3 separate regions of the Mus musculus genome follow, and all the other regions are linked to region 2. The links are chromatin loops, found by intact Hi-C in ENCODE. Cell type or tissue: left cerebral cortex. All regions are shown on one strand.

Evidence for each region. Peaks named below come from ENCODE experiments on the same cell type or tissue, not always from the same donor. Only the 100,000 strongest peaks of a DNase experiment are listed, where the experiment ranks them.
Region 1: it touches region 2 in a loop (4-fold over the local background); 2 of 42 quality-filtered maps call a loop at or near these places.
Region 3: it touches region 2 in a loop (6-fold over the local background); 2 of 42 quality-filtered maps call a loop at or near these places.

The regions. Positions count from the first base shown.
Region 1 is chr9:118,460,463-118,468,462 of GRCm38, reverse strand. Gm33408 (a long non-coding RNA gene) reads left to right here. Exons shown (of 5, transcript XR_871338.1): 2 at 5,259-5,367. It also overlaps the pseudogene Gm22479. Among named protein-coding and RNA genes, the nearest start is that of Eomes, 14 kb to the left of the region's middle. In left cerebral cortex, no CTCF peak of the experiment used is centred here; no DNase peak of the experiment used is centred here.
Region 2 is chr9:117,248,461-117,256,460 of GRCm38, reverse strand. Rbms3 (RNA binding motif, single stranded interacting protein) reads left to right here and starts at 3,978. Exons shown (of 15, transcript NM_001172123.1): 1 at 3,978-4,734. The coding sequence starts at 4,660. Gm17396 (predicted gene, 17396) reads right to left here and starts at 3,928. Exons shown (of 2, transcript NR_166691.1): 1 at 3,623-3,928; 2 at 1,763-3,116. In left cerebral cortex, a CTCF peak has its summit at 4,272; DNase peaks (open chromatin) are centred at 3,872, 4,385, 4,582, 4,681 and 1 more place; H3K4me3 peaks cover 3,575 bases; H3K27ac peaks cover 952 bases.
Region 3 is chr9:118,474,660-118,482,659 of GRCm38, reverse strand. It overlaps Eomes (eomesodermin), which reads right to left and starts at 4,471. Exons shown (of 6, transcript NM_010136.3): 1 at 3,114-4,471; 2 at 2,039-2,193; 3 at 1,274-1,395; 4 at 513-671; 5 at 366-427. The coding sequence starts at 4,000. It overlaps Gm33408 (a long non-coding RNA gene), which reads left to right and starts at 4,012. Exons shown (of 5, transcript XR_871338.1): 1 at 4,012-4,100. In left cerebral cortex, a CTCF peak has its summit at 3,403 (motif pointing right); DNase peaks (open chromatin) are centred at 4,721, 5,380, 5,517, 6,149 and 1 more place; H3K4me3 peaks cover 1,036 bases.

The sequences.
Region 1 (8,000 bases), 1.2 Mb before region 2:
AACGCTGGTAGAGGAGGAGCTATCTGCTAGACAGCACCCCCCACCCCCAAACTGCCCCAGCTCACATCAAAGCGGAGAGCCTGGAAGAGACCTTTAACAGTATTAACATCCCGCTGGGCTTGGCTGCTGGGGGTTGAAGTGGTGAGCCGGTCCTAGGAGAGGCCAGCAAATTTGTAAATCCCACCCCAAATCCTTTTGAGAGATGGAACACTCTATGCATTTTAACCTATGGAGTAGCGTATGTGCCGGCCATCGTGGGGTGCCAGAGTGCATACTGCATGGTAGCAAGGTCAGGCCCAGGTCCTGGGGGAAGCTGGTGGGAGTTACAAATAGTTTCAAGTCCACCGATGAGAGAACCGAAGAACATAGTCAAACAGGGTAATATTATTAATATAATATTATTAATATTAATATTAATATAGTAATATACAGGCTGTATATTATTAAAATAATCTGTAGTTATTAAAAGTCCCGGTGCTTGGGGACCACTCAAGAACAATTAAAACAGAATTTCTGTGGATGAGACCCAGGTACTTGGTTTTGCTTTTATTTTTTTAATAAAGATTATAACTTGCATTGGAGTTGAAGGTGGGTTAAGTTTATGGGTTTTATGGGGGAGGCCTGTCGGTAGAGTTGACCTGGGGAAGGGGAGGTAACTGCGGGAGAAAGCCTGAAAGAGTTCCTGGCCCAGCCTGCATTTGTTGGTAATCTAGTATTGACAAAAGAATGAGAAAGAGGGATTTTCTTATTTACTAATTTATTTTTATTTTTAAGACAAGGCCTCAGGTAGATCAGGCTGGCCTCCAGCTCATTATGCAGTCAAAGATGACCTTGGACGCCTGATCTTCCTCCCTCCACATTCAGAGTAACAAGATAAATAACACCTGTATAGAGCCACCCTATTGAAACGTCTTACTTCATGCCATTAGCATATGATAATAACAATGTCTAAGTTTGGATTTTCAACGAGTTTGTTTATAGCCACGGGAAAAGTATTATTCACTCCGATGTGAAGTGCTATTTTTATTATTATTTTATGTGTAGCACGAGTGCTTTGTCTTCATGTATGTCTGTGTATTATATCCTGTGGGTCACATCCCCTGAACTGGAGTCAGAGAGGCTTGTGAGCTGCCATGTGGGTGCTGGGAATTGAATGGCGTCCTCTGGAAGTGCAGCCAGCATGGTCTTCACCTCTGAGCCATCTCTCATATCATGTTTATAGTATTACTTCTCTCTTAGTCCTGGGGCAAAGGGATCCTCGTTTGCATTTCTGAACCTTCATGAGCATCCATCCTACTGAAGTTTATTGAGAGGTCCTTGGCTATAATACAGAGCTGCATTTTGTCGGGCATTGCAAACATCTCCTCTCACTTTATTATTTGTCTTTTGACTTAATGAAGCTTTGCACGGTGGCAGTATTGTAGCCAATGAGAGTTATCCAAGGTACAATTATTGCTAATTAAAATTTTGACATGTTGGAATTTAAGTTAATATTTATGTTTACAGATATGCGTTGTCTGTGTAATGGCATAATGAAAATGGGTAGTATTGTTAAAATATTTGATAACATTATACAAATCATTGTTGAAATCCTTTATAAAGAAATATTCAAGCTGAGCTTGGTGCAATGTGCCTGTCACCCAGCATGTGGAAGGCTGATGCGGGAGAATTGTAAGGGTGGGGTTAGCCTGGACTACAAAATACAAGTTTAAGACCAAGTCTGACTCCAAAAGAAGTCATCAAATTTCTCTTTTCTTACCAAAACAGTTAAGGAAGTAATGTTTCGTTTTTTGATCACTGGGAAGAAAATTAAACTTAGCGTCAAAAATCTGATTATTTCAAACAATAACCACTTAAAATTTATTAAAAAGATGTACTGCCCTCCCTTCCTTGTATGTAGTGCATGGGTATGTGTGTATTGTATGCCTCTCTGTGTGTGTGTGTGTGTGTATGATGCTTATGTATGTGTGTGCCTGTGTATGTGTGTGCAGAATCCAGAAGAAGACAATTTAACTCCCCAGCTGGTGGCTCTAAGAGGTGCCACCATTGGAATGTGGTTAGATTATGAGAGATGAGCCTTCATGAATGTGATAAATACTCCCAAAAAGGAGGTCCGAGGGAGTCTACTGGTCCCTACTACCACACTGAGAAGCAGGAAGACAGTATCCAAATCATCTAACAAGAACTAGCCTGTGCAAGATGTTGCATCTTCCAACACCTGAAGCTTAGACTTCTCAGGCTCTGGAACTGCCAGAAATAAACTTCTGATGTTTAAATGCCTCCCACCCCCAATCTGTGGCACGTTGTTATACCTGAGTGGACTAAGACACCAAAGATGAGACAGGTTGTAGAGTACAGAGGCCTAAAATATCTTCGTGGTTGGATCCAATTTAAATCTTATACAATGTGAGGAATGATCTAGAAGGTCAACGGGCTACACCCAAGAGAGACTGACTCAAGCAGCTTTTGACAGTCTGGTGGCAAAGGGAGCGAAGGCGCTTCCTAGTTTCATAGATGTAACATTGCCCCCATGGGGTCTCTGAACACACTGTGACAAGTCTGGAGGGCATGACCTGCTCTCCCCATTGACTCAGTCCAGTGACATCAGAGAACAGTGACAGGCAGGCGAGGATTATTGTCTCTGTCACCATACTCTTCCTCTCCCTGTTGCGTTGGCCCCTTAAAGGGATGGAGAAGAGACTTGAACAGGCTCAGGACTTCTCAGCTTTCTGGCTCTGAGAGAGCATCCTCTAGCATCCAGGGAGGGCTTCCTTTTCTTTCTGTAATTGTGTTTGTCTTTCCAGAGATGAGGTATGGCTATGCTGCCCAGACTCGCTTTGAACCCATATGCTGAAACAGTTCTCTAGCCTCTGCTTCTAGAGTTAAGAAGGGATAATTCTAACTTACAATGGCATTCTGAGCTGTCATGATTACATTTAATTGTGAATTATGAAGCTTGACTATGTTTTCTAATTTTAAATTTATGCAACCCATCATCTATCTGCATATTTCTCTATCTCATTATCTTCCTATTATCTATCTTCTATCTGTCATATCTATCTATCTATCATCTATCTATTGTCTATCAACCTATCATCTATCTTCTATCAATCAATCTTCTATCAATCAATTGACCTTTTATCAATCTATCATCTATCTATCTTCTATCAATTTATCTATCATCAATCTATCTTCCATCTATCTGTCAATCTACTATCTATTTTCTATCTAGTATTATCAATCTAATCTATCAATACATAGCCATCACCTATCTACTATCTATCAATCTATCAATCAATCAATCTATCTATCTATCTATCTATCTATCTATCTATCATCTACCTTCAATCTATCATCTATTTATCTATCTATCTATCATCTATCTCTATCTATCTATCTGTCTGTCTGTCTGTCTGTCTATCATCAACCTAATCTATCTATTAATACATATCTTTCATCTATCTATCTATCTATCTATCTATCTATCTATCTATCAATCATCTATCAATCCATTGTCTCTCTATCATCTAGTATCAGTTTTCCTATCATCTACCTGCCTACCTATCTATCCTCAGAGTTATGAGAACTAACATGAGCTGACTATTTTCATCCAGGGCAGAGATAAATTGCACAATGAGTACATTTCAGTGACAGACTTGGAGACCTAAGTAAAGGCGTTTTCTGACCAGAGACCGTATGTTCCCCCAGAGCCTCTCACTATTTAGGCTTTTAAACCACAATCAGTTAGAATTGTGTAGTTTACAGCTAAAACATGCTGATGTGTTAATTTTCCCAGAGATTTTGCTTAATAAAGCTAATTAGACGTCTTATGATAATCTATAGTACTAGTTTCACTTCTTGACATTTAACATTGACATTTCCTAATGGCTGAGTCGCGTATCAATGGAACAGAAATAGTCATTTGTCAAAGCATTTTAATTTTAGTAACTAGCAGGAAAGGACTAAGATACATGAGAAGATACGAAATATTTTAACGTCACTAAGAAATAAGAAGGAAGGCAGTGTGGAGTTGCCTCTGCCTTACCTAAGAGGGCTATACACAGAATGAGTGATTATTCACATTTACACGACATGTTTTAGCTTGTTGTCATTCCCAGTTTTGAAGGGTTTATCATTGACAGATGGTAGCTAATGCAGCCTTCTCCCCCTGCCTATTGAGAAGAGGAAACCTTTGCCAAGACTTTACAATGTAAAAACCATTCCTGGTTCCTAAAGGGCAGAAATGAATCACTTTCTTTTTGGAACAAGTTGAGGATGCCCCAGAAATACCAACAACATTGTCTATGTGCCAGGGTGCTAGCATTCAAAGATGAGTGTGTGTGCATGTCTGTGTGTGTGTATATGTGTGTGTGTGTGTGTGTGTGTGTGTATGTATATAATGTGTGTGGGATGGTGGGTGGAGAGAGAAAGAGAGAGAGAGAGAGAGAGAGAGAGAAATAGAATATTTTCTTGTTTGTCACCATGAAAGGGAGCGCTGCTTGGCTACCTGTGCCTTACAGCAGGAGGCAACCCTCCTCATGTCTTCCCACCAGAGTCAAGGACATTGAAAGCCTCTCTTTGGAACAAATTTTACAACATGACCCTGTTACTGCTCTTAGTAGAAGAAGTGGTCATTTAGTTTATGGTGAAAGACCAAAACAGTTCAGTTTGTTCTTTTTTAATTTATTAATGCATTTTGTTATTTTATAATTTCATACATGTACATTGTCTATTTTGGTCCCTCTCCCTTCCCTCTGATGCCCCCCCCAATAGCCTCTCCCCTTTATTTCCCCACACAGACCTCTAACAGCCTCTCTCCCTATAATGTTTCCCCTGTTTAGCTTAAGCTTATATTTTGGTTTTCCTTTGAAAGAAAGAAGGAAAGAAAGAAAGAAAGAAAGAAAGAAAGAAAGAAAGAAAGAAAGAAAGAAAGAAAGTATCACCTTCAGATTTTTTTTTCTTGTGGCAACACATTTCAGTTTGGTATTAGACATTTATTTATTTTGAAAATGATTATTTTTTGAGATCATGTCTTACTCTGTATTATTATTATTATTATCACTATTACTATTATACTTTGAGATAGGGGCTCACTACATAGTATTGGCTGGCTTGGAACTTTCCATGAAGACCAGACTGGCCTCTAACCCACAGAGGTCCACTTGCTTCTGCCTCCTGAGGGCTGGGATTGAAGGTGTGCACCACCACGCCTGGAGAGATTTTTACTCTTTTTTTCCTCTATTTCCTTTTTGAGGCAGGGTTTCGAATATCCCGGGCTGGCCTTGAACTACGAAGCTGAGGAGGCCCTTGAGCTCCTTCTCCTCTCATTCTCCCCCTGCATCGACTTCCTCAGCGTTGGGACTACAGGTACTATGTCTTCAGATTTTTTTTTTTTCTAATTCATGTAGGGTTGCCTTTTCCATAAGCATATGTGACATATGCTTTATATCTACAACTAAATTCTAAGCTGTATCCCTGTCTTAATTTGTTTTCAGTTGCTGTGATAAATACCATGCCTGAAAGCAACTTGGGAAGGAAAGGGTTAATGTCACCTTACCGTTTATAGTCTCCCATCAAGGGAGGGCGGGGCAGGAACTCAAGGCAGGAAGGTGGAGGCAGGAACTGAAGCAGTGGCCATGGTAGGGTGCTGCCTTCTGGCTCCCTCCTCATGGTTTGCTCAGTTTGATTTCTTACACTACCCAGGACCACCTGCTCATGGGTAGCACCATCCACAGTGAACTGGATCCCTCCACATCAATCATTAATTAAGATGACAATTTCTCCGCACACCGATCTGATGGAGGCGTTTTCTGAACTGAGGCTCCTGGAGATGACTCAAGATTGTGCCAGGTTGACAAAAACAACTGAGGGGTGCAAACCCATAACCTAGAACCATTCCATCTCTGCATACAGGGAAACTCTGTGAACACTAATCATGAGAGTCATGTATTTCTTAGAAATTAGTCCTAATAAGAAAGTAGGTTATTAATCAAATAGGATAATGGAAAAGTCCATAAGATAGTCATGAATCATTCTCTCCCCACAATCATTCTTAAGGTACTCCCCATTTTAGCATCTCAGTCTTGCCTCATTTCCTCCTCCTCCTCCTCCTCCTCCTCCTCCTCCTCCTCCTTTGACCCCTAACAATGCTATGGATTGAACCAAGGGCTTCATGCACGCTAAGCAAGAGCTCTACCACTGAGCTATTAGCCCTCCACAGCGGTGCCAGAGCTGCAAACCTGACTCAACATCTCCCTGGTCCTTTTAAAAAGTAGCACCTGTAATTAAAAACCCTAATTGGACCAGTGCAAGGCTCTGTGCTGAGAATACCCATGACAACACGAAGCGGGGCCCTCGTGCTTTTGAACACACATTGTCAAAGAGCTCTGTAGCCAGCCCGGCTTCCCTAAGAGTTTTCTTCTGTTCATCTGCTAGTCTCGGGAAATTCACCATGGACCCAGCAGAAAGGGAGAATGGGGAAGAGCAGAAGGCTCACATTTGTGCCTTAAGTAAATCCTTTCTAAATCATCAAGAGACTGTGGGACTGGCCACAGAGAGATTTCATCAGGGTTTTTATACAACTAAAATCAATCCATCCACTTTATCTGCTTTGAACAAACTGGGGCTGCAGCAAGAAATGTCACTAGGAGTTAGAGCTGCATGGAAACCTTCAAGGTGTCAACTGACCACATTCGTAGGTGTAGAAATGGTACATGGGCACACCACAGACTCACAGTGATTTACTTTTTTAAAATCGGCAACAAATGGACTTAAGAATCTACAAGGGAATAAAAATATCATGAGAGCCAAGCTGAGTTGAAGCAGGGTAACTCAAAAATCAATATGTTGCTTTTAAACTCTTAAAGGGAGACCCAGGAGGGCTGCACTCATTTTGTCCTCCCGAGCGACACTCCTCAGAGGATGGGGGGGAAAGTGGTAAGTGCGTCCCAGACTTCAGCCTGGACGGTTGCTACCAACAAGCCACTTGTTAGAATTCTCAGCTTCAGTTTCCTGGCGAGTAACTTTTTAATTGTTCTGTTATCTGATGCTGGTTTTAAAAGAATGTCACAATGTGCATTCTATAGGTGAGAGTTTGCATGTCCACTTGGTGGCTAAGGGGATGGAATAAAGGGAAGAGTCCTCTTCTTAGATGCACTCGGCAATCAGGGCACTAAAAATGGCACCCGTTGCAGCTCAGCTGAGCTTTGGGGAGGGTTAGGGATTAGAACCTGCTGATATGAACTCAAACTCTCTTACGTCCTTCGTACCTTGGGAAGGAGAGACATAATGCGTAATCCTGTAAAGTATTCTCCTGGTGTCTTCAATAGATGCAAATGGTAAACTGAGGAGTGTCGCGCCCACCTAGTCCAGCAAGGAAGACACAACACGGTTGGATTCTTCTCAACAGCTTTATTACAGGAACGCCTCGATGCTGCAGGGACCCCGGGCACCCAGGGAGGACTGCTTATATACACCCCAGCACTGGGGAGGGCTATGTGTCCTCCTGGGATTGGTCGGCCTGTCGACACTTCATTAGCATGCACCCACTCGGGAGGGGTTGGCGCCAAGTACGCAGGCGCAGTAAGGTTGTTTATGGCCATGGTTTAACCAAAACCTGGCGCCATATTTTAGGCTTCGGCTGCCTACAGAGAAGGGCAAGTGATTGGGACTTTCTTTCTTTCTTTCTTTCTTTCTTTCTTTCTTTCTTTCTTTCTTTCTTTCTTTCTTTCTTTCTTCCTTCCTTCCTTCCTTCCTTCCTTCCTTCCTTCCTTTCTTTCTTTAATTATTTTTATTTTATATTTTATTTTTTTGGTTTTTTGAGACAGGGTTTCTCTGTATAGCCCTGGCTGTCCTGGAACTCACTCTGTAGACCAGGCTGGCCTCAAACTCAGAAATCCGCCTGTCTCTGCCTCCCAAGTGATGGGATTAAAGGAGTGCACCACCACCGCCCAGTTGGGGCTTTCTTTAAGGAGGAAGCTGTGGAAGGTTTTCCCCCAATG
Region 2 (8,000 bases):
GTTTTCACAATTCTTATAATGCACTTGGCATAACTTCTGAAAAGCCTTAAGTGCTCAATGGAGATTCTGAGGCGAATGGCCACAGATGCCCAGGAACATTCCAATAATCCCATGAAATAGAATAGCAGTTTGGAATGTAGCAATCTGTGTAGGAATTGTTGATAGCACCCATTCAGGCTGAGGATCTTACACAGAAGTGTGCTATTGCTCTGAGTGAGGAATTAATTTGTTTTAGACTTTTTGTTTGTAAATAAGACAGTGTTTCCTTCAGGGAATCTCCAGAGCCCGTCCTCTCAAGGTGAACACCAATGTCCTTGATCAGGACTGGTGAAGGGGCCTTGGAAGCTGCACTTCCCAGCGTGAAGGTGCCCAGTGGGTCACGTGGGATGGCAGTGCCCTAAAGCAGATGCCTGCCCCTCAGGTTGGAAGCTGTGGATGGAATCCCACTACAACACGCTCCACTAACAGCTTAGCAGTCCATATCAATCCCTTCCCAGGTATTTTCACTAAAGTGACTTCTCTCCTTGCTGCAACTAAAGAACGGACAGGAGCAACTCGAAGAAGGAAGAGTTTGTTCTGCTCACAGTTTGAGGCTCCAGGCTGTCGTGGTGTCTGAGAAGGTGGCTAGAAGTCACAGAGTGTCCGCAGTCAGGAAGCAGAGAGAGATGACCGCCGGTGTCCAGCTTACTTTCTCCTTTTTACTCACTCCAGGAGCCCAGCTAATGGCTTGGTGACACCCATATTGAGGTTGGGTCTTTCCACCTCAATTAACCTAACCTTGAGAAGCCCTCACAGACACGCCCAGGGGTTTATAGTCTCCTATGTGATTCTAGGTCCTGTCATGCTCTCACCATTGACCATCACATCAAACCCAGGGTGACTTAACTGGGGATTTCCCTCTCCAGCCCTGTCTTGGGGTCTTTGCCCCTTGATGGCTTCATGGCAGCCTCTGGGCTGTGGCAAAACACACTCTTGAGATATAGAAAATTTCCTATGTCTGCCATTTCCTCTGGTTGGCTTGCTTTCTCCCCACCCCCCAGGATTCAGGCTGGCATCTAATGGAATATGTATGACACGTTAACGGTATCCCCGAATTCTTCAGGTGTTTATCTTAACTGATCCTCATGAACTATAGGAAGTGGATAGGGACATTTGAAGAATGAAGAAACTGAGGCATATGGAGTCTGCAGAGGAGGTAGGCAGGAATGGAGTCACCCGTCAAGGCTTTGGACACTGAACACTCCAATAGCACCAAAACCCAAGACTTGGTCCATACTCAGCGTTGATCTCAAAGATCCTTTTAGGGGAGCAGTTTCTTAACAATGCTTTTTAAAGCCAAACCCCAGTGTCTATGCTTCCCCTTGCTTTAAGTCTCCTTGCTACACCTAGAAGCTCCTGGCCTTCGACCTCATGCATGTATTCTTCGGCATACACCCCTCCCTGGGATCTGTGCTGTCAAAGAAGAAGCAGTTTTTGACCTCTGTGTCTCTGTACACCCTGGACCAAGGTCAATGCCTAGGCAATGACAAAGAGTGAAATGGATGGGCTAGCTATATGGCTCAGCGGTTAAGGGTGCTTGTCACCATGACTAACTATCTGAGTTCAATCCCAGCAAAGGAACCTACACGTTAGAGCAGAGAAAAGCAACTCTCAAAGCTTGTGTCCTGACCTCTACACACAGATGTATGTGCAATATATGATAAATAAACATAAATTTCAAATGTTTTTAAAAGAATGAAATGGTCCAAAAGCCCACCATGAGTTGAGGGACAAATTGTTTATTATGTCCAGGATATTTTGTTCTCCAAGCATGTCAGAACACATGCTTTGTGTCTGGCCTTGCTAGTTCTTAAGGCTACAGAGGAGGCTATGGCCTGCTGTTCTGAGTTTAGAAGGTCGTGGGAGAAACCAACTTGGGGAAAACCAACTATACCTTGGGAAGTGAGGGTTTCAGGAAGACTGCTTCAGGGGGGCATGTTCATGCTGGCAGAGGATGCCTGGTGTGAGCTTGGCGATCACCAACATGACCTCTGCTCAGTGGCACTCAGAGCTGGACCATGAAGTGTGAAGAGTAGAATTTACAGTCTGATACCAAGCAGAAAGGAAGGAACAACGAGATTCCCAGATGCTTGACAAGTTCTCTAGAGAGGGAGATGTGGCCAGAAGACTTTGAGATTGGTGCCTGATTTCAGTTGCTGTCCTTCTCCATTTTATGGATGGAATAATTGAGGTCCATGAGTGAAGCTGTCTTGATATGTTTCCATCACAGGTGTCCCATACCCACTTTCCAACCCAAGTTCTGATTTTTGTCATCAAGAGATAGCTGTGTTGGTAGAGTGCTTGCCCATTGTGGGCAGGGTCCTAGGTTCCACAGCCAGTGCCCACAGGAACCTGGTTCATTCATTAATTTATGCCTTCAATACCAGTGCTGGGCGATGGAAGGCAGGAGAATCAGAAGCCAAAATCATTCCGTTTCACAGCAAGTTTTAAGAGCAGCTTGGGGTATCTGAGACCCTGTCTTTTAAAAAAGAGAAACACACACACACACACACACACACACACACACAGAGAGAGAGAGAGAGAGAGAGAGAGAGAGAGAGAGAGAGAGAGAATCGACATAAAACCCAATGTGATGTCTCCGTGTCCTTGTCTTTCTGCTGGTACCCAGACTTCAGAACTGAGCTTCCTGGAGCTAAGGAGCACAGGAGCCTAGGTTGTTACCCCATGAGTGGCAGGCGGGACTTAAAGCAGAGGTGGCATCCTGTGTATTGCAGTTTCAATTCTCCCTCCATGTGAGGAAACTGCCTTTGTACCTGGAGTCTTTTATCTGAAAGGACGGCTGGAGTGTTCGGCAGACTTGGGGGAGTGGAGAGGCACAGAGGCTGGCTGCCCACGCTCCGGGCATGCGTGAGCACTCCCAGCAAAACACAGCTGGCACAGCTAATTTTAGCCTCACCGCCGCCTTGCAGAGAAACCCTTTAAGGAGATCTATCTTCTCTGAAACAATCTGTATTATAATGTAGCAGCTGATCGACGTGTCGGAATATTATTACTGGTGGGGGGAAAAACTCTGACAAGTAATTATGAGTTTTTGTTCAATTTTTTTGTGTGCAATACTTACAGAGCCACGAAAGCATTAAGAAAGAGCAAGTAAGAGAAGGAGAGAGAGAGAGAGAGAGAGAGAGAGAGAGAGAGAGAGAGAGAGAGGTTATTTTATTCTCCAATAAGCGAATAAATGTAAAGATCACTTTGATTTCGTTTTTAAGAGATGGATAAAGCCACAACACAATTATTTGTGATAGTTAAGGCAACCCCCTTGTTGAGATGGGGCTTGGCTTCCCCACAGAGGTACCCAGCTGAGAATCCCCACTTTTTCTCCTCTCTTGAGCATCCCCCAAAACATTGGTTTCATCTTCAGGTCCTCGGTTCATCTGGCTTTTAATGTGTTAACAGATTTTGAAAAAGCCTTGAATACACTTTTCTCCCTACTTAACTAGAAAGGTTGGCATGTGTGTGTAAATACACACACACACACACACACACACACACACACACACTTCTCCTTCCCTCATGCTCCCCTCGCAGGGCAGGGTCTGTTTTGTTCATCAATGCCATGCCTCACCTCTGGGAACTTGGCGATTGAAGAGGAGAAGCAGCTTGGGAGCTTGGGAGCCCTGGTCGGAGCAGGGCAGGGAGGCTGGGCCATGCCCCACCCAGGCACTTCACAGAGAAGCTGGGGTTCGGTTCCACCCGCGGCTCGGCTGCAGACGCTGCTCACTGTGCTATTCCAGATAGCTAGCAGAGGGGTGGCAGCAGCCTCTTTCTTTCTTTTTCTTCTTCTTTTTCATCTTCTTTTTCCCCCCTTGGAGGAAATACTGCAGCCTTCTGGACTGCGTGCCCGGCTCCCTGGAGAGGCTCTCTCAGTTCCACCCACTGGCTGGAAGGAGGGGAAGTGAGTGAGAGGGGCAAGGCCAGCTGGAACACACCATGTCACTCTGGGAACCAGACAGCAGCAACTAAGCCTGCACGGGTTTCTTTTTCTTTTCTTTCTTTTTTCTTTTTTCTTTTTCTTTTTTTCCCGGTTTTTTTTCCTTTCCGTTCTTTTTCTTTTTGTCCGTTGTTTCTTTTCCTTTTTTCTTCTTTTTATTAAAATTTCCTTTTTCCGCGGTGGGAAAGAGACACGGGAGAGAACGAAAGCTGTACTGCAAGGATTCCGAGTTGTGCTAAAGGATCTATTTCTTTTTTTCTCCTCCTTCGCCTTTACAAGCGCCTGCGATTGACACCACTAGAGACAGGCTGGTCACAGAGCAAACTGCTTCATCCGGACTGGACCGGGCAGCTGGGAGGAACCAGGCAGGCAAGAACTGGGGAAGCAGTCTGGGGGTTTCCGCTACAGATCTCAACCCCCATCTGTTTTTGTTTTTGTTTTCTTTTTCTTTTTCTCTTTTCTTTTTGGTTCTTTTGTTTTGCTTTGCTTTGGTTTTTTGGGTTGTTTTAAATTCCTCACGGTGTTGGAACTAGTGAGGCTGGAGTCTGAGAAGCCTCAGCAGTCACGCAGACTGCCAGGGACAGTGGATTAAGAGAAAGAAGCTCGCTTGCCTGGGGCATCATACACCCTGTTATTCAGTTTCCTGCCTCGGAGATAAAGATCCCAGCTACATGGGCAAACGCCTGGATCAGCCACAAATGTACCCCCAGTACACGTACTACTGTCCTCAGTACCTCCAAACCAAGGTATGGCTGGACCCGCGGGCTTCAGAAGGCAGCGTGGTGCCTGGCGCTCCTCCGGAGCGTGGCAATCCGACCCTTCCCTCACCCTAGCCCCCATCCCCTCTGCCGACCTCTTTCAAATTACTAACAGTAGGAACGGAGTTAACAAGCCAGAGAAAGAAGGGAGAGGAAGCCCCGGAGTGTAGCTTTCTCTTTAAAGACAGGGGACTTTCAATGGAGTGTTCTTTTGTTATTTAGCTGCAGAAATGCCGGTGAGATGGTTGAAGTCTTTTGCAGGTGAGCAGGGATTTTTAGAAACGAGGTCCCAACAGACGTTCTCAGGGGGCGAGAATATTGTTTTAGGAGCTTTTCTAGCGAGCTGTTCTTTGTGTGTGAATCTCAAAGATTTGGGTACCCCCCTCCCTTTCCCCCTTCCTTACAGAAAACACTCTGGGGTGGGGGCCACTTAAACTTTTCATGGCCTAGTGAAAGAGGAAAGAGGAGCGCCAGGAGGCACCCACCAAAGTCTTTCAGAGTTTGTTGAGCATTTTTTTTTCTTTTTTCTTTTGGTTTGGACTGTATTTTATGTGAAGGTTGACTGAGATGCTTTGGGGGGCTAAAAGAACTAGAGGCTTAGCATCCATAGCTTTTACTTTTAGACTGGCCCCCACCCCCACCCTTCAGTTACCACTAGGAAGTCTGGGTCTGGGGGTGGGGGGAAGGCATGGGATGTAACTGATAATAATTGGACTTGAATTGGTTAAAGACTTTAGGCTTTGTGCGAGCATGTGCTTAAGTGATCATTAGGGGCCTGGAGGCAAGCCCACGAAACTGAGCAGGGGGCAGTGCCCACCCTGAACTTTTTATCCTGCAGTTAAGACATGAAAGATGTGAGGTGAGAGATCCATGCTCTAATTTGTCAATTCGATTGGGCTTGATTATTTTGGGGGGTGGGGGGTGGAGGGTACCATGCCGGATACTCTCTGATTTCGTAATGAATTAACCAGACCCCTCCATCTTCTTAGTAACTCCACATGTGAGAGCAAGCAGGGCACGGCTGAGCAGTGTACGCTGTCACTGGGTTCTCAGGGTTTGGCATAATCAGGGTTTGGTAATTCACGATAAGGTTACCTCCCATTTACTCTGTCTCATCAGACAATGCCCATTTGGACAACAGCCTCTCAGGATTGCATTAAAGGCTGGTGTTTCTTTTTCCATTTTTCCCCCTTTTCTGATTGCTCTACCCTATGCCCTACCCCTCCAAGGTCGACTCACTTTGCTTTCTGCCTTTGTGCCCACTTAGTTTGGGCAGCTGCTGCTTAAATAGACCAGCCCTCCTGCCTGGTGCCCTGAGTATTAACTCTTTGGGCAACTTGGTAGACAGCACTGGCTGCCTACTACTTTAAAGAAATGGTCAGGCGGGTTTAAAAAAGAAAAGCATACCCACGGTCCGTTTTCTCCGCAAAGAGACAAAAGCAATAAGCTCCAGGGTTGCCTGAAAAATATCAAACATTCCAAACCTTTTACTCATTTGGCTAAATTTTTCCAAATGTTTCCCCAAATCGTGCTTTGTGCTGGTTCTGGTTTTCTGGTGCCATTACAACCACAAGAGAAACTTTTGATTGAAGTTTGAGTGAAATAGTTGGGGTTTTTGTTTTGTTTTTCTCCTAGATTGCCTTTAATGTAGTATTACTAACGGAATAATGAATGCTGGGGAGAGTTAAAGATACAGGGTGCTGGGTGAGTGAGCCACTGTAGGAAAGGGAGGGATGAAGGGAAGGAGGGAGACAGGGAGGAAGAAAAAGACAGAGACAGAGACAGAGACAGAGACAGAGACAGAGACAGAGACAGAAATGGGAGTGAGGAAAGACTGCAGTAGTGATTTGACCTGTTTTGCCTGAAAGAAAACTGAGAGGTTTATCAAGTCTGTTTGGGGGCCTGTGCAGCGTTAGTGCCCCATGGACCCTGACAGCGGCTCTGGATCTTGTTACTTTGGAGCCAGCCAAAGCCATCAGTGTCTGCCACATTTTTAAGAAGTTAGCTCACTTAAGGCATCTTAAGCTGATATTTGGGTAATCAGATCAGGGCGAGGAGGGAATGGATGTGAAATCAGCTACTTGGTTTTTCATGGTAGCTCATCTTGATGGTTGCATCATAGAATATCAGTAGTTGTCATGGATTGTTTTGGTGCCTCTGGTATGACAGACATTAATGACATCCCAGGGAACTAGAGATGTGAAAGGTTGGATTCTGACGAAGTATCAGTGTGTTGTTCTTTCTGAGCATGTGGGGACTTTCTGTCAGACTTTATCACATGCAGGGAAGCCTGTTCCAGAGCATGGAGGGCAGCAGAATACAATTCCCACAGGACGTTTGCCCCTTCCCTACCTACCTATCTCAGAACGGCATTCATAACCAGTTACAAGGGAGGGTGTTAGCTTTACATTTATTTGGTGAGCTTCGATGAAATTCATGGAAGCCCACTGTTCCAGCACTGATGTCTAGTTGCCGCTTAAGTTGCTGTCACAGCCAATGGAAACCATGCCCACGTATAAGGAAAACTTATATTTGATAGAAATAGAATCCTATGGTTGATCAAAGTCACATCCCAGGGACATCAGACCTACAAGGGTTGTTTAAAGTCAAGTGTTTTTCCTTCCTAATATACAAGAGGTGTGGGTGGCTGGGCCAGGGGAGGTGGGATTTTCTTGGACTTTTTAAAGAATGAAAAACAGTGTTTAGCATCATTTTTAGAAAACCTAAAGCAAACATAAACAAACCCCTGGACTCCTACTTTGTACTTAAATAGTGAGATGCTGGACACAAGTTCTAACTGGTTGTGTGAAAACAACATGAATTTAGTACTCTAACAATCTAAAAATGAAGGCACAGGCCTTCCACTTCCTCAGATGTACGCTATAGTTCGGGGATGGTGATATTCGCCCGAGTTCTTTCTTCCTGTAACGTTCTGCTTTCTTTAATTAAACAAAACTAGAAATCAGCTGTTTCTGTTTCATCTCATTTTCCAGATGCTTAAAATGCTTTATAGGAGACAAAACGTACATGTAGCCTAAATAAGAGAGTAACTGTCACAAGGACTTAAGTGCACACAATGTCATGTATTTAAATGACATGGGCGCTTGGCCCTTGACTGTAGCTCTGGTGCTGGGTTATATTCATATATCTAAGTATTCTGGCTCTATGGTCTTTTGGATATATATGTATATGTATATATATATTTTATATATATAATTTTTTCTTGCTTGAAGACAATCTGAAGGAGGGGCATT
Region 3 (8,000 bases), 1.2 Mb before region 2:
TTCAATCTCCAGCATGTGTGTGTGTTTCAGAAAATTAAGCAGAAAAACAGGTAAGAAAAAAAAAATCCCAAATATAAAATGTCATACTAAATATGTCCTCAGGGAGATGATGACTCATTTCCTGTTAAAGGTGACCCAGCAAATGGGCTCGAAGATGAAACTCCATTGACCAAATGATTGTCTAGCTCACACAAAGCCTGGGTGTGGCAGCCCATGCTGGTGAGCTCGGGGCTAGGGGGACTGAGGCAGAAAGATCCTAAATTCAAGGTCACGTCAACTTCACAGCAAGTTGCAGGCAGCCTGGAGTCTTTTACTCTTGTCTCTTAGAGGGAGATGACCCGTGCTCGAAGAAAAGCAGTACTTACGAATCGTAGTTGTCCCGGAAGCCTTTGGCGAAGGGGTTATGGTCGATCTTTAGCTGGGTGATCTAGATAGGGGAGAAGAATAGTAACTGAGTGCTTTATCTCAATAGACCTAACTTGAGAGGCTCCTGTGGCTCACGGGGCACTCACATCCGTGTTTTGGTAGGCCGTCACAGCGATGAACTGTGTCTCTGAGAAGGTGAAGGTCTGAGTCTTGGAAGGTTCATTCAAGTCCTCCACACCGTCCTCTGTCACTTCCACGATGTGCAGCCTCGGTTGGTATTTGTGCAGAGACTGCAACACTATCATCTGGGGATAGAGAAAAGAGAGACTTTCATAGGTCTCAAAAGTAGATTTTTAACAGACTGTACATTTTGAGACAGGACTTCTGTTTGCTCCCTACTACAGCTTTCTTTTTTGTTTTTGAGGGGGATTTTCTTTGTTTATTTGGTTTTATTAAAGATTCTGTTTTAAGATTTAAGATCCTCGGGATTAACAATTTCGACTTAAAGTCCTAACTCTGATTCTGGAATGTCAGAGCACATCTGTAACCGCAGCATCTGAGACTGAGAAGTAAGAGGGTCAGCAGTTCAAGGCCAGCCCGAGCTAGGTATACAAGACCCACTCCCCAAGATAAGAAACAAACAAACAAACAAACAAACAACAACCAAAACAAAAACAGAGTGTCTGTGTATTTGATAGATACTCTTTCCTTTTGGCTCCCCAAGTCCCCCCCTAAAATTTGATGTTTCTATGCATAGTAGTAAGAAAGTACAAATGACACAGGTAAATACATAAATTTAAAATTGAGCAAAGTCACAACTGTAAATACTTAGCTAAGCACAGTGACAAAAGGATGAGCTGTCCAAGAGACCCCGACCAGAAGACACAGGCTTTTCCAGTCTCCCTACCTGTGTGTTGTTGTTGTTTGCACCTTTGTTATTGGTGAGTTTTAACTTCCCAAAGGAAATCTCCTGCCTCATCCAGTGGGAGCCAGTGTTAGGAGATTCTGGGTGAACGTACATCTTATTGCCTAAGAGGAAAAGGAAAGGAAACATAAGCAAATGAAAGGAGACAGCCTTCACCCAGGCAGGTTGGAGAGGATGTCTGTTAGCTAGGCTTGGGTTTGCTGTAGCAACCTCCTCCTGGGAGGTCAGTCGACTGAAATCAGTGGATCCCAGCGGGACTCCAGTCACTCCCCCGGGCCAGGGTGCATCCAGCCTTCCTTAATCATGGTATTCCAATCACCAGCCTCTCCAAACTTAAAAAACAGAGTTGAGAGGAGAGAGGATGGTTCTTGATTGTTGGTCTGAGACCTTAAGCTGGAGGGGAAGTGCCTCATCGAGTCCTTAACTTTTATAGATTAAGTTAAAGGTGGCCTGGGCTTTCTCAAGAGAATTCTAAAATGCCAGGATCATTTACCAGGAACTTTCCCCAAACCCAGAACTTCACTTGGCTATTCATTTCTCAAACATAGCCCTCATAGGGTCAAGGTCAAGGTTTGATATATAATGAGAAACAAGAAAAAGGACGGAGTAAATTTCTCCCCAGCAGCAGAAGGCAGCACATGCTAACATCCCCATGCCCCAGGTTGGGGTGACATGCTTGATTTAAATGTGGCCGGTCCAACACTGAGGCTCCGACCTCTTCCCGGTCCAGGCCCCCTCTCTCCTCACCCTGCATGTTATTGTCCGCTTTGCCGCAGGTCACCCACTTGCCCCCCTGGAAGCGCCAGTGGTTAGGGTCGGCCAGAACCACTTCCACGAAAACATTGTAGTGGGCGGTGGGGTTGAGTCCGTTTATGTTGAAGCTCAAGAAAGGAAACATGCGCCTGTGCAAAGAACAGAACCAGAGGAAATTATTTAAGTAGCGGCTCTGGTCCCTCCCGGACACATGGGGGGTCTGCAATAAACAGCAAACAAACAAAAATGGCTACTACGGCCTGAAACTAAGAAAATGGTTTTAAATTGACATATTTATTTGGAACAGCCTCCAAATCAGTATTTTCCCTAATTCGCGTGCTTCTTTTCTGAGACATCCATCTATTTTCAGGTATCTACTAGGTTTCTTTCTGAAATGTCTAAAATTATTTTTAAAGACATAGGTGACTGAGAACATTAGGCCGGAGCGCGCCTTCTTGCACTCTCTCTCTCTCTCTCTCTCTCTCTCTCTCTCAACGAGCCCTCTTTGGGTCCCTGTCTCCCAATATCCACTCCTCACTTCCTCAAGAAGTAGCTGATGACAATTTGAAGGTGTGCCTGAACTTTCTGGTCCCTTCCCCGCAAGCAGAGCCCCCTCCCCCAAACATCTGGCTCCAAAAACTGTCTACCTAGTCACCAGCTCAAACCGACTTCTTTCTGCTCTTCTTACAGAAGAGCCCCACCAAACCAAGGAGCTTTAAAAAGCTTCTTTTCAAACACTTGTGCGCAGGCCGCAGCCAGCTCCAGCTAGCCCTCTTTCGCTATGCAGCCCACAAATCGCCTGCTGCAAACCCAGGAGCCAGCGGGTCACGTAGATCTGCCCTCAAGGGTTCATTCCCAAATTTCCATCTCCGCCTCCTCCTCCTCCCAGTCAATCCCGGTGAAGGTGACTAGAGAGGAGAGTAACGTGGGCTCGGAGCCCAAGCTACAGGTGTGCCTTAGGAAGTAAGGGACACGACTTTGGAGATATGATGTACCACTTAAACACCCTAAGCAGAGCCCGCAGTGTGCGGACAACCAGGCGCCTGGGGTCCCTCCACCCTGCACTCACCTGCCCTGTTTGGTGATGATCATCTCAGTTTGGTGCCGGTGGAATTTGAGCCATAGGGGCCGGTTGCACAGGTAGACGTGGGCGCGGAAGCCGGAGCCAGGCACCCCTAGGCCCCCCAATCCTCCACAAGACCCGGCCGCTGAGGTTCCGGCGTATGGCCCGTAGAGCGGAGAACCCTGGCCGTAGGGATAGGCGCCAGGACCGCCGGCACCACCGCCGCTGCTACCAGCGCCGCTCCCCGAACCCGCAGCGGGGCCGAACTGCGCCCTCGCGGGCGGGCACACGGCGGCGGGGAATCCACCGGGGGGCAGCATGGAGCCGTAGGGGTAGCGCGCGCCATTGGACGCGGGGTACACGGGTCCGTGGGCTGCTCCGGCCGCCGCCGGGTACTGGAAGAGCGAGCAGGGCGCGGCGAGCTCGGAGCCCTGCGGTCCCGGCGACGGGAGGTAGTAGCGCTCGGAGCTCAGGCTGTCCATGGAGTAGCGCGCGGTGGCCGCGGCGGTGGCGGCGGAGGGCAGCTCCTCCTCCGCGCACGGGGAGCCCTTGCGGCCGTCCGGGGGCCCGGGCTTGGCCACCGCCGAGGTGCTCCCGAAGGTGTCCCCAGCGTCCGCGTCACTGAGCATGGCCGCGGGGGCCCCCGCGCCGGCGCCTGCGGGTTCTGCGCTCCCCGCCTGGCACGGGAGACTGCCCGGAAACTTCTTGGACGCTTTGTCTAAGTCCAGCCTCTGGGGCGAGGGGGCAGCACCGGGGAGGAGGCTGACGCTCCCTCCGCCTCCCCCTCCTCCTCCGCCTCCTCCTCCTCCTCCTCCGCGAGCACTCTCCAGCGAGTAGAAGTGCGCGCCGGGCAGGTTCACCGAGCTCACCAGGAGCTGCTCTCCCAACTGCATGCTTTAGCGAATCGCAGACGGCAACCGGCTGCCTCCTCGCCTCCCGCGGCCTGGTTATAAAGGCCAGTTGGGGGAGCCAGCGCCCTCTTCCGAGGGGAAGGTAATGTCCCCTTCCTCCCTCGCCTAGGCTACCCACCTGCGGACCTGCGGGGCGGCTTCAGCGCGCGCCCAATTTAGCGTCCTTCCCTCAAGGGAACAAACTCGGGATTGTAGGTGCCCCTTTCCTTCCGCAAGAAAACAAACCCCGGGTTGTAGGTGTCTCTCTCCTTCCTTCCTTCCTTCCTTCCTTCCTTCCTTCCTTCCTTCCTTCCTTCCTTCCTTCTTTTCTTCCTTCCCTCCTTGTCTAACCTCTCAGGACCCCTACACTCACACTAAGGAAGAAGAGGACTTAGCTCTGAGTTCCCATTTAGCAACCAGCCATTTCCTCTCGGCTGGCTCTGCTAAACTCTAGGCATACTTGACCGCTTGGAAACTTGTGAGCGGTGGTTGGCTGCTTATATATGTGCGGCCAGGGAGGGGCTTCGCAGCCCCATGGCTAGGGGACTTTGCTATTGGCTGTTAGAGGTGACACTAATTCAATTAAGTATTTATTAATTGGATCGGGTCGCCTGCGAGTTTCATTTTCTCTTAGCTTATTTGGCTGTTATTGCTGGTTTGGTGTTTCTTTAAGCGTCTTTGGGAGAACTATATCCCACTGAGAATCAATCCTGGTGTACCCGGTGGCTCTATGGCGCCGGAGAAACGGGTTTGAAGTCTGCGAACATGGTCTACCCACGGCATAGGAATCATTCCTGAGTTCGGGTCTAGTTTGGCAGGTCCCAGAGGCCCGTGAAGGCGTCTTTACAAGCTCCCTGCTCGCAGGAAGGCTCAGGTCCCCGGGGGTGCAAATCTAGGGGAGGGCTGGAGAGCGACCCGAAGTCTCTGCGCACACCCTCCTTCTGACTTCCTGGCCTTCAGCACACAGGAACCGCTTTTTGTCCTGTCCCATCTTTTAGCGTAAAGACTTGGTGGAGAGAAACCTCGCGTTCAGTTTTTGGGATTCCAGAGATGGCAAAAGGATTCCGCGTCTGAATCAGAGACTCCAGCTTCTAGCTTCTGAAGTGGGCTTCTGAAGACCCAACATGAGCCTGACCGGACGAACCAAACACTCAGTATTACAACCGCGCTAAAACACCGGCTTCCCCGAGGCCGTCACTTTCATTACTCAGAATTCCCTCTGCTCGGTTTTTTCTAAACACTGGATGTTTCCTACCTCCCCCAGCCCCCGCTTTCGCCAACATCTTTGGTGGGGACTGACACTAAGACACAAAGGTTCCCTAGCAGCTGTGCAGTTAAGATTCCCTGCGCCTCTCTGCGGCACAATACAGAAGGCAGAATAATTAGTGAAATAATCAGTTTGATATTGAATTAAGCTCCTTTGCTCCAGCTGCCTGTTTTTCCCCCCTGCGTTTCCGCAAACAGTCAAGGACGGGGCCGTCATATTTTATTGTTTTATTATTACAGAAGGGGGAACACGTTTCGTTGACGATGAGAAGCCTGTACATTCTCCTCTAATAAGCAATTACGGACGCCTGCAGTAGTCGCTCCAGGAGCGCATTTTCCGGTCGAGATGTAGGGACTCTGCTTCCCCCAACCCAATGCGATCACACGGGAAACTTTTGCCGAGAACAGATGAGGTGGCCGCGGGATCTGCTAAGCGCTCAGACGCCAGCAGCAGATCCGCGCGAAGCTTTCCAACCTGGGTCCAAACCCCGCGAATCACGAACGTGGGCACGCCCGTGTTAGGGAGTGGAGCGATCCTTCATGGACTTGGATGCTGTGTGGGGTTTTGATAGAATAGCGTAGTGGGTCTTGGGCGCTCGCAAAGCTTTTCAAGTGTTTTGGAACAACAACCTTGTCAATTTTGGCTCAGAGAACTCGGGCTGACATCCTGCGCGATCAGTCCAGAGATCCCAGCTCCGATTTGGTCTCGGGCTCCGTCCCGCATGTTTTTGTTTTGTTTTGATGCAGCGAAGCCTTTGGGATTAATTTTTATTCCCCTCAAAGGGTGCGAGATATTGAACGTGAGGATTCCACAAGGGGGATGCGAGTTCCAAGAAAAGGGCCTCACTGCGCTGGGGACTCAACCTGGAGTCTTCGTTAGCCTGGCCCTGAGCTGCAGGATGTCTGAGGGAGATGTAGGTGTGAGACTGAATCTCACGTTATCTGCAGATGGGGTGACTGAAGTTATATGTCAGTTTTGTATTATAACACAGCCAGAAGTAAGGTCCCTTCAAAATACTTTGAAGAGACCGGGGAAACGCTGGCGTGGCACAGTGCCACACAGGCAACGGGCACCGTTCAGACCCACTCTGGCGCAAGTAACTCAGACCAGCTGTCTCCCTAACCACATCAGAATCGGGTTCATTCTATCCTACCCCTAGAGCAAGCTCATGAAGGAAGGCGCATAGGTTCGTTTCTAGTGCCATCAAATTATTAACTCGGTGTAATTCAATCTGTGTAACTAGAATTTGAACGGATTCCTGGAACCCCACCTCAGTAAATACACTTTCATCCGATTTCTGACACATTTTACAGAAATAAAGATAAATCCAAAAAGAATCAAAAACAAGAGCGCTAGGAAAGTCTTTTGGGACCTGGGATTTTTGAGATATGGGAAGTTTATTAGGGTTAACATTAGTGTTGTTAGGACGCATTAGTGTAACTGTCAGATCGTGAAGACTTTCCCTTTAAAATGGTGAAAAGCACCGTTTCAACTAAACATATTTTTCCTAGCTTCATAGAGACAAAAAAATCAAATATTTTATGTTAATTAACTTACATTTTATTACTGATACTTCTGGACTACATTAGTCCCAAGTTCTGGAACACGGTGGAGGACAAATCTATGATTTTCTACTTGGGATGGGCTTTTTTTTTTTTTCCTGGCTCATTAATACTTATAGAGAAAGAGAGATAAAAATCAATGTTTTCTGGTGTCTCAGGCACACTTTAAAATCCAAGACCTCTTTTCCAGAAGTAAGAAGAGAAAACAAAGCGAGGGCACATGTCAGGCAGCACCTCCTGTAGCCTGGGTGCACAAACAGCAGGACCTTCCATGCTGTATGCTGTTTGATTTCAATTACACCCCAAGCTTCATGAAATCCAAGCGAGACATTTATTGAAAGGTGCCTGGTTTTCCGTGGCTTAACGGACAGTGATACATTGAACAAAAACATCAACAGTGGGGAGGAGATCCCTGGCAGTACCAGACCCCAGCTGTGGCTGGGTTAATTCAAATAGCTCTTTGCAGCCTGAGATGGGGCAAGCAGGAACCTCTGGAAGCTGAAGGAAGCCAAGGCCAAGTCTAGGTGTGAGCATATTAAAGACCTTGCACTTGTTCCAAACAATACCAACTTTGTACCACCAGATCACATCTTGGTGATGATACCATCTTGGCCTGTGGTCTCTTGTCTTTTCTTCTTATAGGTAACCCATAGCAATGCTTGAATTTGTTAAAAGTAAAACTAAGAGGCTTTGGGGACCACAGCAATATCATGTGTAACATACACACACACTCACTCACACACACACACACACACACGCGCGCGCGCGCGCACGTGCACGTGGCATAAATAAATTTCAAAGGAGAATTATAGATCAGTGCAATGATATATAGGTTAGAGCCCATCCACTCCCCATCCCCCAGACAACCAAGGGGGCCCATATAAATGCCCCAATAAATTCTATTATTTTCACCCTCACTAAAAATGTGTTATCAAAACATGGTCCATGTTATTCAAACACTTTGTAAATTCTGAACAGGCTTGCTGCATGCTCTCCTTTTAACCCTAGGAAAACATTCCAACATTAACGGGTCACCAGCACTTTGCCTGGACTCTGGAAAAATGTCAATGGGTTTTTTGTGGCAAGTTGGTCCTTTTACTATTTATCTATGGCCCTCTCTTTGTTGATGTTACATTTTATTTCACCATCTCAGGTTCACTGTTTGGCCCTTTGT